Regions from separate parts of the Mus musculus genome. Here region 2 is linked to region 1. Evidence: chromatin loops called from intact Hi-C (ENCODE). Cell type or tissue: left cerebral cortex. All regions are shown on one strand.

Region 1 (8,000 bases):
TTTGCTTAATAATTTTCCTGCATTTGTTTTTAATCTGCAATGTATAATCTTTCCTGGTGTGTCTGACAGAGATGGAAGAATCTATGGGATACAGAAGTCAGATTATATAATACACGTTTACCTATACATTGGCAGCCTGACAGCTGCTCACTGATAGAGCTGTGCCCTCCCTACCTTTGGTGACAAAGATCATGGTCACCTGAGCTGGGGCTAGAAATAAAGGATGCTGCCTGGGATGAGGGCGTTTAAGCTTTGTGGGGTGATTGGATCTTCTGCATCCTGATTGAGAAATTCCTAAAAAAACAAAACAAAACAAAACATGTGTATCTGCCACAAGTCACCCATCCTAATGTACCCTTGCCCTTCATGCATAGAACTACCCACTGTATGACCACGGCTAAGCACATACTCACACTAGGTGGTACATACGACTGTGGAAAGCTTATTTTTCAATAGAGCTGATTTTTAAGATTTAACTTTTTTTGAGACAGGATCTTACGCTGTAGCTCTGGCTGGCCTGATAATCTGTAGGCCAGGCTAGCCTTGAACTTGGAACCATCCTCCTGCCTTTGTCTCCCAGGTACTGAGATTAGAAATGTGTGCTGCTGTGTCTAACTAAAATCTAATCATTTTTTAAGTGTAAACAAAACCCAAACCTGGAGGAATATAATTTTTTTGTCCTTAATTGGCATATATTTATACAGAACTTACTACACTGCTGTCTTCTGGTTTGGATGCTTGCAAAATTCACTTGTTCAGTCCTCACAGGAAGCCTGTGGTGTGAAAGGCCATCAGGGTCCCCATTCCATAGGTCAGGAAAAGAGGCTGGCTGCTGGCCCAAGGTGCGCACTAGTACGTGGCAAGACATGTCTGAAACCAGTGGCCAGCACTAAGGCCCAGCTCCTCCACACATTGATAAACTAATTGGTAACATGGTAACCCAAGGCCAATTCACATCTAAACTGTCACCATGTGGCAGAAGAGCCACCTGAGCCCTCAGGACCAACCAAAGCCACTGTGAATTCAGATGTTTGGGGGGCTCTGCTACATAGCCTGACTCTTCCACTCTGCTGGCTCTGCCAGGCCCTTACTCTAATTGCCCCATCCTAGGAGGTATGCTTTGATGCCTGTTAGCCTGGCTCTAGAGACAGAGATGTTGTCTGAGCCACTCTGTCTGTCCCTGAGAGATATTAAAAGAAAATGAATACCAGCATGGGACTATCTGAAGCACTGTGTTTCCTCATGTGTGTGTACTTCCTGTAAGCCAGCGCTCTGCTGTGGGGGGGCCAGGACCAGGTCTCACTTACTGCAACTCGCTTTGAGGAAGGGCAAGCCACTGCCCTTCCTCGTGCCCATTTTCCCATCTAAAATGGCAGGTTAGGTCACGTTAAGAGTGCTTAGCCTATGGAGTCACGATCACTCACAGATGAGCTTCTAACGTATCAGGGAACCCTGATGGTTGGATGTAAAGTGTTTCATATACGTTAAAGGAGAACACAGAGCGTGGTTAATTTTCAAAGAGATCAATTTCCCTGTACAATACCTTAACATTTGCTCTCCAAGATAACACTATTATCCCTCTTCCCTGTCTCCCCGAGTGTGTGTGCGCGTGCATGGGTGTCCATGTGTGCATGTGTGTGTGCATATGGGTACATATCTCTGCCTATTGAGGCCAGAGATCAATATTGAGCATCTTCCTCTATTGCTTGTCTCCTGATTTTGGAGCAAGTTTTCTCACTGAACCCGGAACTTACGGTTTCAGCTCCAAATCCCTCTCCTGCTACCGTTACAACCCTGCTAGGGTACAGAGGTGACATGGGTCTTCTGGACTCAGCTCTTTGTGTCTGTCCAGCATACATTTTACCCAGTGAGTCATCTCCATAGCCCCGATTCTATTTTTAATTTTTTTATTATATCTATTTATTTGTGGGTATGTTTGCCTGAATGTGTCGCAGTGCATATCATGGAGAGTCAGATGACAGCTTGTGGGAGTCGGTCCTTTCCTTCACCATGCGGGTCCCAAGGATTGAACTCATGTCACCAGGCTTGGTAGTAAGTGCCTTCACCCACTGAGCCATCTCTCTAGCCCTTAATCTTGTGCCTTAATCTTGTGTCTTCTGACTGAATACTGGCTTGAAAGTTTCATTTAAAAAAAAATGACCAAGGAATCCGGGATTTCAGTAGCAGAGCAGACACTGAAATGCATCTCCTGATTCATTTATTGATCAAGCCCTATCTCTTGTATGTGTTATTTCAATGAAAGATTTTTTTCCCATAGTTTCCAAGTATATTCAGAGCCTCTTTATTGCTCTGGACCTAGCATAACTCCTAGTACATAGTAGGAACTCTCCAGTCATTTAGTAAATGAAGCAGTAGTAAACTGGGGAGCTTTGTGAGGGCTGGGAATAGAAAATAGGGAGGCAAAGCTGAACCCCAAATCAGGAGAAAGCTGAGCCTTGTCTCAACATGTCTACGCACAAGGCCATTCCCTTTTGGTCCCGCCTTTCCTGTTTGTAAGTGAGGAAAGTGAGCCGGCTAAGTGTCATGGTCACGTCTGGATTTAAAATCTTGGAATGCAAGAGTAGCCTAGCCTTTGAGTTAGGGTGACAGTACTTATGGATCCCTCACCCTAATGAGGACTCCCTGAGGGCACTGGCTATCTACAGCAGCACATCTCATTTCCTCCCATTTATCCACTTCCCATTTCTATTTCCCCCAGGTTCTGGGGTCAGGATTCTGGGGACAGCTGGGCCATGTGGCTCCAGTTCTGATTCCCTTGAAGTGGTACTCAAGATATCACGGAGCCACTGTCACCTGAAAGACTGGGGATTCAGCTTTGAGGCTCACTTACATGGCTGGTGGCCCCAGGTCCTTGTCCCTTGTCTCTTGTGATGCTCACAAGGTGGTAGCAGGCTTCCTTCAGACCAGGAGATCTGTAAGGCAGAGTCCCAAATATGCAAGGTGTGAACTCTCCATAAAAACCTAAGAACAGGTCCCATCATGCCTGGTGTGTGCAATAGTCATAGAGCATTCCTGTTAAAATATAGGAGACGTCTACACAGGACATGACTCTCAAAGCAGGAATTACTGACCATCCAGGAGGTTAGCCTCAACATCCAAGGTGACACCCAACCCAGACCAGCTCTGCTGCTTTCTCATGATTTGCAGGGAGGGGCATCCCAGTGGGGACATGTGCATGAACCAGCCAGTGTCAGCAGAATGCCCTGCCTGCTCCTTTGCAAACAAGCTCCAGATATCTGCAGGTTTCTGGAGAAGTCTTTTTGCCTAGCGGAGTTCTGGGTGTGGGCAGCACTTTCTGGGGCTCTGGAGGGTTTCTCTAAAGAACTTGAAAAGCCTCGATTACCTGGGGCACAGGAAGTCAGGATCCCAGCTTGACCAGAATGCTGTTATCCATGCTAATAAAGAAACCTAACTATTGTAGGTGGTGATAAAGAAATCTGCAGCAGGTAAATTCACTACTGGTGGCAAGTGTGAGAGCTGCCACGCCTCTGGATTATGGCCTGAATGCTCTGTTCTCCACAGCTACACGGTGAGACACGGCAAGGTCCAGGGTTATCAGTGGCTGAACGGGTTGCCTCTGCTTGCTTGCTAAAGCAGGACAGAGGCATAACATATTCTAGGAAGCTTTTTTTTAAAAAAAAAATCCACATTTCTAACAAAGCAAGCTTTCTACAGAACTTCCATCTAATTAGGAAATTAAATTAACCAGACCATTTCGCTTCCTCGGTAAGTGGGATTGAATTTCTTGTGGCAACACAAGCTCCTTCCTCCATTTCCCTGACATATCTGCATTTCCCTCCCTCGGCCTGGGATTCTTGGTAAGAGCTAGACTGTGAAAATGTGTGTTCTGGGTTCCGATTCAGCACTTACTCCCATCACAGACAAAGCTCTTCTCTCACCAGTGCGCAGGCTTCTTCAGGTCCCTGGTCCCCAGCATCATCCTATCCTGGCCGTCCTCTCCCTGGTAACCTTCCAAAACCTAGCTGCTTCTCCAAGATGCAAGTCGGATGCTAGCCTCCTTATGGACTCTCATCTGTGTGGAAGAAGTACTCTTCCCTCTTCTGTGATGTAGTCAACAGACATTAGCCCACTACATATGTTTATGTACATCTTGTCTCTCCTATCAGATTTGAGTTCTTTTGGAACATGGTTCTGGTCCTTTTATATCCCTTAGCACTGCGCCTAGCACATAGTAGGTACACTTACCATGGTCTCCTAGCACATAGTAGGTGCTCTTCTTACCATGGCTTCCCAGGAACCCAAAGATGGGGCTGTGATTTTCCAGCACACAGGTGTATTGGCTGTCCTCAACCAGCAGGGGGAGCATGTTGGCTCCTTCAATTAAGAAGCTGATACTGTGCTTCAGCGTCTAAGGAGGATTGCAAAAAAGGGTGGGTTTACTGGGGGAGAAAGAAGCCCCGCAGGGTTGGGTGAGGGAGAGCCTACTGTTTCCAACTAGGAAAGCTGCCTTCACTTTGGATTTCTTGGTAAACAGGACAACAAGAACAGAGAGCACCCTTCATGATAGATTCTGAGCACTGCCTATCTCTAAGGCTAGGAAGCTGCGTGCAGTTACAACGGGGATACATTCTTAATTAAACAGTGTGTAACTTGGGGCATTAAGTCTATGATAAATTGGGAGATAGGGACCCACAACCTCATTTCTTTTAAGGATATTTAATTACAAACTTCTGTAACAAAATTACAGCCTTATTAAAATGGTTTCTCACTGAAGAGGGGGTTCTGAAAGGTGAGGTGTTGCCAACAGGAGAGGTACTGGAAGGGCTCTCCATATCCACTGGGCTCTGGTCAGAGACCAGGTGGATCAGACAAAACCTCTCCCAGAGGAAAACAGCATCTTGAGGAGGGTGCCGTCTCTCTATCTAGCTTCTTGGGCCTGGCCCCACAGAGCCCGGATTGCCAGGCAGCTGGGATCCTGTGAGTAAGACATCAACTAGCATCTTTAAAAAGAAAGACATCTGTCAGCGCAGGTGGCTGTCAGTCATTCACATCTTAGTGCGAATTATACCAACCAACTACTAAAATATCTACCAAAATAAATAAGGACAGGATGCTTTAGTCTGAAAATGGTCAGTTTGGTTATAGATATGAAGTTACAAATTAGAAGCATGGGCTACTCTGGGGGTGGGGGGAGATAGGTCAGAGTGATGAACCTTTGGGGCAGGGGGCTGCATAACCGGATAGCAGCGTGATAAACAGGAAATGTGGGACCCAGGGTTACCAAGAAGCAGGTGGCCGTGCTGAGAACAGAACTGACAGCTGCTCCTGGTCCTGCAAGGTTTGCTCAGGCACCAGACCATGTGCCAGGTCACGTTTTCCAAGTTTTCATTGTGAAAATACAGCCTCTTGTCTTGTCCAGTGAGTTACTATCTTCCCAACATAAAGATGCCTGTCCATTCTGGTAACTCAGCCTTAAGGTATGTGTCTCATATTTCAAAGCTGGCTACCCAGCCTCCACAGCCAGGAAATAAAAGGATTCTTTTCATGCCCCTTGTAGGCACCATGTGCATAAGTGTGTCGCTGTGCTCGGAGTCCAGCCAGTAGCTGCTGATGTTTTTCTTGCCGTTGCTGTTGGTCTCAGCAAATACGCAGCCCTAGGTGGACATTGGATGATGTAATAACAGATTTACACTGTCCTGTAGGGCCAGTCTGTGACACAGGTCCACTGCCCATTACTTACATGAAGGTCAGCTTTCACCCCTGAGCTGCCTAACAAGGAGCCGGGAGCCAGGAGCAGTCTGAACTAAACCAACCAATCTGGTCCCCAACTGAGCCATTCCTTCAGCATCAGGCTCCATGGGAAGGGACAGCCATTCTGAGGGACAAAGCTTTCTGGACCAGAGCGTAGGGAAGGAGTGAGGTGCTAGCTGTCTGTGGTAAGTGAGAGCATATGGGCACCCCTGCTCCAGGCTCTCTGGCTGTGTGTGTTTAACCCTCTCCCTCTAGGGCCATGTGCCCAGCTCAGCATCTGAGGCCAGTAGGCTCCTGCTCAGTGGACAAGAACCTCTTTTCCTCTGGTAATTTCTCACACACACACACACTCTCAGAGAAAGGCCTAGAATATCAGCACTGTAGGCAGTTTGTGATCATCCAGCTCTGCTGATTTTTCCAGAACCAGGAAGGAAACACAGTGCCACAATGGGAGGTCTAATGAGAGGGTTGAGGACTCCCCCTGACACCTCACAGCCCCTCATTGAAATGGCATCAGCTTAGCAATGATGCCTATTACCCACTCCTGTCATGGCCACAGACTCACCTCTGCAAGTGTGTAGCCTGCCCCTCCTACCAGCGGGTCACAGGCACCAAGTCTGGGTCTGCCTTCTCTGTATAAGAGCAGGTCTCTAAATTCAAATTGTCGAGCCGGAGTCTGCCTCCTGGAGCCTGTCCAAGTGTGGGTGAGTGAGAACGGGCTGTTTATAATCCCAAGATGCTAATCTACCTTTCCAGGTTCTGAACGTGGTGAAGGAAGTAATAAAGTCGGAGAACAGAAGAGGGTCCAGGCCTGGATGACCAATTAAACCCCTTTCTAAATGGCCAAGAGCAATGTCTGTAGGATACAAGCTAATTACAAGAATTAACAACAAACTCCACCAACAGGCTCAGGCACTAAAACCACATCAAACCCAGGGAACCAAATGTGAGCCTTTTCTTACCCACTGCACTGATATTTTGCTGTGTAACTCCTACTACACTGGACCAAGCCTCAGCTCTGATAGGAGTTCATGACTGGTCCTGGATAGACAGGTAGATAGACAGGTAGATAGATAGATAGATAGATAGATAGATAGATAGATACATACATACATACATACATACATACATACATACATGTATCCATGGATGAATGGATGATGGATGGATGATAAATAAACCCATATTCATACATAGATGGATGATAGATAAACAGACAGATACATACATATATAATACATACATACATGGATGGATACATGCATACATATATACATGGATGGATGATAGGTAGATAGACAGATGGGCAGATACATACATACATACATACATGGATGGATGATAGATACATACATACATATATACATATATGTATCCATGGATGGATGGATGATGGATGGATGGTTGGATGATAAATAAACCCATATTCATACATAGATGGATGATAGATCAACAGACAGATACATACATATATAATACATACATACATGGATGGATGGATACATGCATACATATATACATGGATGGATGATAGGTAGATAAACAGACAGATGGGCAGATACATACATACATACATACATACATACATACATACATACATACATGGATGGATGATAGATAGATAGATAGATAGATAGACAGACAGACAGACAGACAGACAGACAGACAGAAATAAGAGGCATCAAAATGGGAAACCAAGAGTAACAGGAAAGCACATGGGTATGTGAGAAGACCTTAGAGGCCAATGGACAAAAGGCCATCCATGGGCCCTCTTCTCTCCTGCCTCTCCCTTTCAGTCACACCTGCAGAAAGAAAATGGAGCCACCATGGATGGACGTTCCCTACCCTCAACTGACCTGCCCAAGGAATAACACAGGGCAAAATCCACAACTTCAGAGGGCATTAAACCCTAAGAAGTCCATGGGGTTGGCTGACTGGACAGCGGGCAACTTGGATGTATGGATGGACTATCCTCTTTAAGGGGTGTCCTGGATGGGATGCATGAGACGTGCCATCCCGCTGACAGACAGACCCAAGAGTGTGTTGCAGATGGAGAGACTAGTGAATATGAAGGCCTTGTATGAGGAGAAAGAGGTCTAGATGGCTGCAGCTGGGAGAAGCAGAAGAGATGAATAAGGGCCTGAGGCTATGAGGCCTGACGAGTAAGGAAGAGGAAGAGCAGGAGAGGAGATGCAGGACCAGGCGTCAGAACTTGAATTGGAATCCCAGCACGGGGTCTGAAGTCTGCATGACCTTGAGGGGGTCAT
Region 2 (8,000 bases), 230 kb after region 1:
CCAGATCCACCTAAGAGTTGGGGGTGGTGCAGAAGTGGGAGATTAAGGTCCCCAAAGGCTTTGTCCCTCGGCAGCCTCCTGCATTCCTTCCTGGGTGGGCACCCAGGACTGGGTCTGTCACTTAACGAGGGCTCCATCATCATTACCCGTCATTCTTGCTACTGCTGTTCCTTCTTGGGGAAAACAAAGAGAGGGACCAGGAATCCAGCTGTTCCCTGAAGCCTCAAAAGAGGACTTTTTGGACTGACTTGTTTTTTGTGTTATTTACCCAATAACTGGAGGGTTGGGTAAATCACTGGAGACTAGAGCAAATCTCCTCCCATATGAGTACTCCTGACATGTTAGAAGTGTGTGCTCAGTAGTAACTAAGGGGAAATCAGACACCCAACTCTGACCAAGGGCCTGGTGTTGAAGTGTGCTCTACTCCCTGGGCCCCTCCCCAAATCTAGTCTTGGCTTGGGAGACAAAAGGGCCTGAGTCACAGACTCACCCAGGCTGAGAGGCCAAGCAAAGATGGCTGCACATTCTTTACCCAGGACGTTCTGAGGTCACTCATGGTGGGCGGTTACTAGGACTAACAGCATCCTGTAATAATATTGTTTGGATAATAATTCTCTTCTACTCTGAAGGAATAAGGTTTTATTCTTCCCCCAGGGACAGTGAGACTACCTAACCTTGAGCAAGTGAACAGCAAGCATGCCTGAGGTCAGCCTGTTAACTCAGTCAGGACTGTGTAGGACCCAGACTTAGAACCCCATGGCCAGGATGTTTGGAGGACCCCAGTCATTCTCTTCCCCAGAAATGTGTGGTCACTCTGCAGGGGAAGGGAAGATAAAGATGGATGGAGATAATGGTGACTAATGAAGACAAGGAAGGGTTACAAGGAAAACATAGGCTTTTAGATGGATACATTGAATACAAAAAGAATACATTGACTTCCTGAGAGGGAGGAGAAAGAAACATGGATAGATTGCTCAAAGGGAAGAAGAGGCAAAAAAGATACAAAGATTTTCAGGAAAGGAAGAAAGAAAAGAAGGAGAAAGGGAACGATAAAAGAGATGAGTATCAGAGTCTTGCTGACTGTCATCCCAACCCTGTTGACAGGGCATGGCAACATGGGAGCCCAGCCAGTTTTTATTCCCAGAAGGACATACCCAGTGACTCTGGGGCCCCAGGAAGCCATTTTCCATCCCCCACTCCAAAGCCATTCCCAGGAGCACACCTCCCACTTGCTGTCTATCACCCCTTCCCACCACCCTTTCCCAGAGGGCAAAGGGCGGTACAGCTGAGGAGCTCAGTCTGCTATCAGCCCCATTTCTCCTAGGCCTGTTTATTCTGGGTCAGCAATTAACAGATCCCCCTTCCCAGATCAATTAATAGTGGGGACCTCCGAGGGCACAGCCAGGTTAACTCGCTGATAAACAATGGGAAAGAGATAGAGTCTACTCCCTAGTCTATGAGCCACCCCCCCCCCTATCTCTCCAAGAAGCCCAGATCCCATTAGAGTACAGAAAGACTAGCAGTGAATGGAGCTGGGAAACCCTTAAGCTTGGGGGAAGGGGACTGAGTCCCTAATTGGCTTCTCTTGTACGGGACAGCTCTGGTGAAGATCACTGGCCTCCGCAAGAGACAGACTCAGGTTCATAGGCCTGCCATGTACCAGCTAAGTGAGCCAATGTCTTCTTTCAGCACCCTGAGACTCTACTTGCAAAACTCTGTGATGCTGAATGTTTTGGTACGCACCTATAGTCCCAGCCCCTGGAAAGGAGGGCTATGAGTTTGAGTCCAGCCTGGGCTACACTGGAAAACCTTGTCTCAAAAAGTTTTTTTCATATAAATTCATATATAGCTTTTGTATAGTACAGTATACAAAAGTATACATAATTAAATATATTTTAAATAGCTCTGTTAGTATTAAATAGTTACTTCATGCCCAGCCCAGTACTGGGCCTCAATGAGACTTCCAAACGTGATAGCCCTGCCTGTCGTCAGGCAAAGCTTTGGACTTTTTTGAGGTCTTTGGAGGGACCCCAGGCAGCGTTTTCATCCTTCCCACTCTCTAGGTCCTTCTGTCCCACTGCATCACTCGGGGAGCAGCACAAGGATGCCCTGCTCTCTCACGTTCCCAAAGCACATCATCATGGCCACTGTGCAGTGCCGTGGCCGTCAGCCATCACTGAAAAAGAACAGAGGACTGGCCCTTGCTATAGCATGGAGAAACTCTACAACGTCAAGTTAAGGGAAAGAAGCTGGCTGTGCCAGTCACATTCTGTGTGTGAAGACGGACATTCCTAAGAAGCATTTAAAGCAGGCAAAGTCGTAGACCCAGGCTGTGCTGTATTAGCTGCCAGATCTGGCAGGGAAAGGAGGGGAAAGGCCTGCGTTCATGAACAGGGTTTCTTTTGGAGATGACCAATAGTTTGTAACTACAGAGAAGTGGTGGCTCCTGTCAGTGCACTAAACACTACTGGGTTGCTCATTTTAAGATGGTAAGGGAGCTGGGAAGTTGGCTTGGGGGTTAAAAGCACTGGTCGCTCTTCCAGGAACCTGAATTCAATCCCTGGTACCCACACAGTGGCTCACAACTGTCTGTAACTCCAGCCCCAAGGGATCCAATGCATACATGGCAGATGGGTGCACATGTAGGCAAAATGCCCATTCTCACAAAATAAAGGTTAAAAACATTTTTAATAGATGGTTATTCTGTGCTATATGATTCTTACCTCCCTAAAGCATGATTACATTGAAACTCCATTTCTCAGTAGCCCCAGGTACAAGTAGCTAGTGGCCATGACTTGGAGTGGCAGGAGGAGATGTTTTCTTGACTACAGAGATTCCACTCAGACACTCTGTCAACCTTGACCTCCAACTAATCAATTATAGTGATCAACTGTCTCCTAAGACAGACATGACATCACCCAATCCTCTTACCAGGATGGTTTTACCTTTGCCTCCACAGGCTGGAAAACCAAGCCTGGGAGAGGAGACACAGAACCCCAAGATTGCACAGAAAGTAGCTGGGCTTATGCTCGCTCTTGGGGCATGGAAGCCCAGCTGGCCTCCTATTCTCCTGTCAACTAGATATTCTTCAGCAAAGGGTGTGAGAGGGTGTGGTCTGGAAGTGGATGGGTGCTTCGTTGCTGTGTGCGGGATCTGGGGGAGGGGGAAAGAACTCACGGCCAAGTAGTTTGGAATCTGACAACAATTCCAGGAAGCTGGAGGCTGGGTGATGTGCTAAGAGGAAAGAATGCACCTATTCCTGACCCCAATTGCCTCACTGCTTAGCGAGGTCAACACAACTCGACCCAGCGGCCCCTGATCTGACTTAACAGCCCTCCGTGGTGGACTGCAGAGGGACCACTCCAGCCCTTTTAGCTTTCCTGACTTTGGCCCACTGGATTCATGGGGTGGTAGAAAAGGACAGAGTGTCAGAGCAGAAAGAATCAGAGCTTTGTTCTGGGCCTCTCCATCACGCACTGCCTGGGTGAACCGGAGGAAGCTAACCTTTAACCTCAATGCCCTCATCTCCAAATAAGGACCGTTCACATAAACCTCCTGGTGCTGTCAAGATGGAACAGGACAATATCAGTATCTACCAGATCCTTAATTAAGATGAGCTATCTTCACCAGGATCCTAGTAGCTGTCGCATGGAACTCTCTCCTGAAGCAGGACCCCCTATAATGTCCTCATCAGTGATGCTGTTCATATAAAGCTGGCCAGGCCCAGTGAAGGGTGAGTATGAGAAGCCACTGAGAGAGCCACAGAGACGGATGGTAGAGGGGCATCCATCCGGAACCTCCCTACTGTGCGACCGATTCACCTCCGTCTTCCCATCTTATGCACAGGAGGCGGTGATAACACCCCCACTGTGTGCCTAGACACTTGGATGATGGAGCACTTAATGTAGGACACACGCTGTCCCCTGACCCTGCCATCTGTCAGAGTGCTGAGCTGGGGGCTGGGCCAACAAGAGGGCTGTGAAAAACTAGACCACCAAAGACAAGAGATAGGGGCAGAGGAGAGAGGGCCAGGTTGTGTGGACCTTCCAGAAAGGAGGATTCTTATTTTATCCCAAAGGAGCCCCGTGAGCAGGAGATGGGAAGAGAAGCTCTAACTGCCAGAAGGGGAAGTATAGAGTGGAGCACCAGTCACAGCCTTTGTAGGGTAGTCATGAACTGTAAAGCTCAGTAATGGAGCATTGGCCTATAGAGGGCCCTGGGTTGACCTTCATTGCCACACACATACACACAAAAACACCTTCAAGACCAATGCCCCACCCCCCCCCGTCCAAGGTCTACTACATCCAAACACCTGGTGACAGACACCAAACTGGGATCTCTGCAGGTGACCTAGGTATGGAAACGTATGTTCTGATCAATTTCTATGTGCAGCAACTGCTTTACTGTGTCGTTTAAGACTCTCTCCCTTCTACTGTGATAGGTGCCAGCATCAGCCATGTTGGCGAGCCAGGAAACCAGCAACAGTTCCCAGCTGCAGGAAGCTAATCCTCAGACTTTAGCTGCCCACCTCCTCTCTCAGAATGAAGCAAAAACCAAAGCCAGGAGTAAGAACCAGGATTCGCTACAATGCAGACAGACCAATTCCAGCAGATCTGTAGATCTGTCGATCAGAACCAACACAGACCCATCACAACAGAGGTTTGACCTGTTAGAGCTTCCAGAACCATCAGGTATTCTAGTAAAGGGTCCCCCGAGGCAGTATCCACAGCTGGGTGGAACTTTGGGGCTCAGTGCCAGCCCTAACTTCCTTGCCCCTGTCTTCTCTATTGAGCTCTACCATGCCACCTCTGTCATTGGGCTCTGGGTACATCTCAGTGGGAGCTCTGTCAGCATTTGAGTCCAGAAACGTCTGGTCACCGTGTTGTACAGGAAGTCTCCCGCTCAGCTTAAGTGGAGGACCAGCCGTGCTGATGGATGGAGCTCGGGTGGAGCAAGCTGCTCACCCGGCAGAGAAGCACTGTCAGTTCAACTCAAGAGCAGGTGGAGCTCTTGAAACCCACCGAGCAGACCCACTGTGCACAGAGGAGCAGGGTGGGGATACACAGGAGAGCTACAGAAGCCTGGTGAGCCAGGCCAGAGACAACCCTAAACTGAATGGCTCCCCAGAAGGGGGCAATTAAGAATTGAGAATCCCTTTTCAAAGAGCCTTGTAAGAGAAGCCACACCCTGGACTTTCAAGCCTAGAAATCCCTTCTGAGGCCCAAGTTCTCAGCAACCAGTGGAGGAGTTATTGTAAGCCGGGTAAAAGGGCCGGGACTACCTCAGTTGCCCCCAAGGGCAACTGTCCAGCCATTCCCAGGCTCAGACCTCCGGCTCCCTCCCACCAGAGGACAATTGCTCCATTGGCTGGCCTAGCAAGAAGAGGTTCAGTTCCTCACATTCTCCTCTTGCTGTAGCCATGCCCAGCTCCTGCCTGCCTGCACCCTCTCCTTAATGAGGCCATTGTCTGCCCAGGGTTCCCCCAACAGCTGGTCCCAACCCCAAACACTGATGCCCTGGGTTTGCCCTCCACGGTCCTGCCCCTAGGTCCCTCCCAAAGATGCTCACTTCCTTCTCCTGCACCCAGAGCACAAAGTGCACACCCCCCGCCCAGAGCCTCTGACCTGCTGTCCTCTGAGAAGCCGGTCCCTTCCCCCGTCCTGCCTCAAGGGCTGCCAGCTGACTTCTGTGAGCCTGGGAAGGAACTGTGGCCCTGAGAGCCATGTCATTTAGTTCCAATCACAGAAATCGCTGTTTTATTTACAAGCAAATGAGCCATTCTGTGTCTGCGCTGATTTGGGGAGTCGTGGGGAATGGTTGATAGCTTTCCAGAACTGTGTCCACAGGCGCTGGTGGTCAGGGCACAATTGAGGATTACTCTCAGCTGCAACAGTTTATAAATGTGGGGAGCCCCAGCAACCCACATCACTGTGTTTAGGGATAGAAAGGGGACCTTGTACTGTTCCCTTGTGACGGCACAGAACCCTTTGCACCTAACACCTGAGCAATCTTCTATGTAACCCTCCCCATCCGCTTTTCTGATAGGGAAACCAAGCACGAGGAATTGGGTTGTGTCCAAATTCCCACAGCCTGAAAGCAACAGAAACAAAGCCTAAGAGGAGAGAGTTTCTCCCCTCCCCACAGAGGTGGCTCTGAGTACCTCTCCCTTTCCCATAGAAAGTCCTCTTTCATAGCAACCACAGGTCCATGTATTTGTTCATCGATGGCCTTCTGCCTTCTAGAGTGTGTGTTGCTGAAATCAGAGAGCTGGCCTGCCTCAGCTATAGTGGGTTGGGTCTCCTTGAAGGGTCTGCTTTCTCAGGCCCCTTTGGACTCAGAATTCTTCATCCCCCGGTAACTTCTCCCATGCAGCCATAAACGAAAACCGTGGGTTTGAGTCCTGGTACCTTTCTCAGCTGTGCGACTCTGGGAATGTTACTTGCCTTCTCTGAGTTTGTTTCTTCACATAAAACGGGGACAATGCTTCTCTTGTGGTGCTATTGGGATAATTCAATGAGATGGCGCACAGGAAAGCACAGAGCACAACACCAGGTGCCTCATCATCTCTAAACTGCATCCAAGAGAGGGAGCAGTGGGGTGGGAGTGATGGCTCAGTGGTTAAGCGCACACACTTCTCATGCAGAGGACCCAAGCTTGATCCCCTTGGGTCACATCACCCAACATGCTGGGGTTACAAGCCTGTGCCCTGTGCCCGGCCACAATCTCTTCTCTCCCTTCCCACCATGCCCTGCTTCCTCTCAGTCTCACTGTGTTCCACTGGCTGGAGTGCAACAGTTCAGTTCAAGACCCTCCGTAGTTAATGGGGCTCGTAAGCCTCAACCATGCAATCCCGCCAATGGGCAGGCCTTGCTCCTGAAGACCCTAAGCTCACAGGCTAAGCCCCATCCCACAGAACACTCTAACAGCCATAACGTCCCTCCTAACCATATGACCAATACATTTTGTAAAAGATCTACATGATCAGCCGATGAGAAGAACCCACGTTGCCTATAACTCCAGCTACAGGGGCTCTAATGCCCTCTCTATTCTCCTCCAGATTTGCCAGAAAGTAAGGGGGAAAAAATACAATCACATAATGACCAGGCCATTGAGGGAACGACCACTGCAAAGTGTGTCGCGGGATTCTAGAGAACCCCACAAGGAGAGCTGGCCAAACCAGAGCCATTATCCCAGAAGCGAGGGAGACTACGGAAGGTCTTGAACCGAACTGTTTCCACTCCAGCTGTTGGAACCTGGTGAGGCTGAGAGGAAGCAGGGCATGATGGGAGGAGAGAGAAGATCATGGCCAGGCACAAGGCACACGCTTGTAATCCCAGCACTCAAGAGTGAGCTCAAGAGACCAAAGGGGAGTGGAGGCAAGGAGACAGGGAAGAGAGAAGGTGTGGATGGAGAGAAGAGAAATTTAGGGACCAAGAACTACAGGATTTGGTGTTGATCACCACTGGCGTGCCAGTGTTCGACATGAACTAACAGTTGTGCAGACAGCTCTTACTATGTGCACTGTTCTAAGCAATATTTAAAATTAACTCTAGAAACTGAGTGCCCCCACACATGCCTGTAACCCTAGTACCATGGAGGGAGAGACAGAAGGATCAGGAGTTTGAAACCTACATGAGATATTATCTCAAAAAAAAAAAAGTTAAAGCGACCTTCTTGATAATACTATCAAGAATTAATATTCCCAGTTTACAGATAATGAAAACAAGAGGGGAGGGTGGAAAGTAACTCACCCACATGGCATTGATGAATTAGAACTCACTCCAGCCTCAGAGAGCATGTTCTTCAGCAATACATTTGGTTGCCTCTCTGATAAGCTTCTGGCCAGGACTGTCCCACATCCTGGGGACTCCCCAGTATGCTAGGGGCCCAGGGAGAAGAGGAGGGTGTATTTGGCCTTCTCTTCATCCACAGCCCTGCCTACCCCCGCCACACCCACTGCATGCCAGCATGTTGACCCTCTGGCTTTCCACCTTCAGATG

Evidence for each region. Peaks named below come from ENCODE experiments on the same cell type or tissue, not always from the same donor. Only the 100,000 strongest peaks of a DNase experiment are listed, where the experiment ranks them.
Region 2: a loop joins it to region 1, with 2.8 times the contacts of the local background. A loop is called at or near these places in 3 of 42 quality-filtered maps.

Annotation. Positions count from the first base shown.
Region 1 is chr19:42,440,439-42,448,438 of GRCm38, reverse strand. It overlaps Gm41849 (a long non-coding RNA gene), which reads right to left and starts at 4,382. Exons shown (of 3, transcript XR_877862.1): 1 at 4,228-4,382; 2 at 2,852-2,933; 3 at 63-294. In left cerebral cortex, a CTCF peak has its summit at 4,332 (motif pointing right); DNase peaks (open chromatin) are centred at 4,335 and 4,932.
Region 2 is chr19:42,207,296-42,215,295 of GRCm38, reverse strand. No RefSeq gene overlaps it. Among named protein-coding and RNA genes, the nearest start is that of Sfrp5, 9.0 kb to the right of the region's middle. In left cerebral cortex, no CTCF peak of the experiment used is centred here; a DNase peak (open chromatin) is centred at 4,518.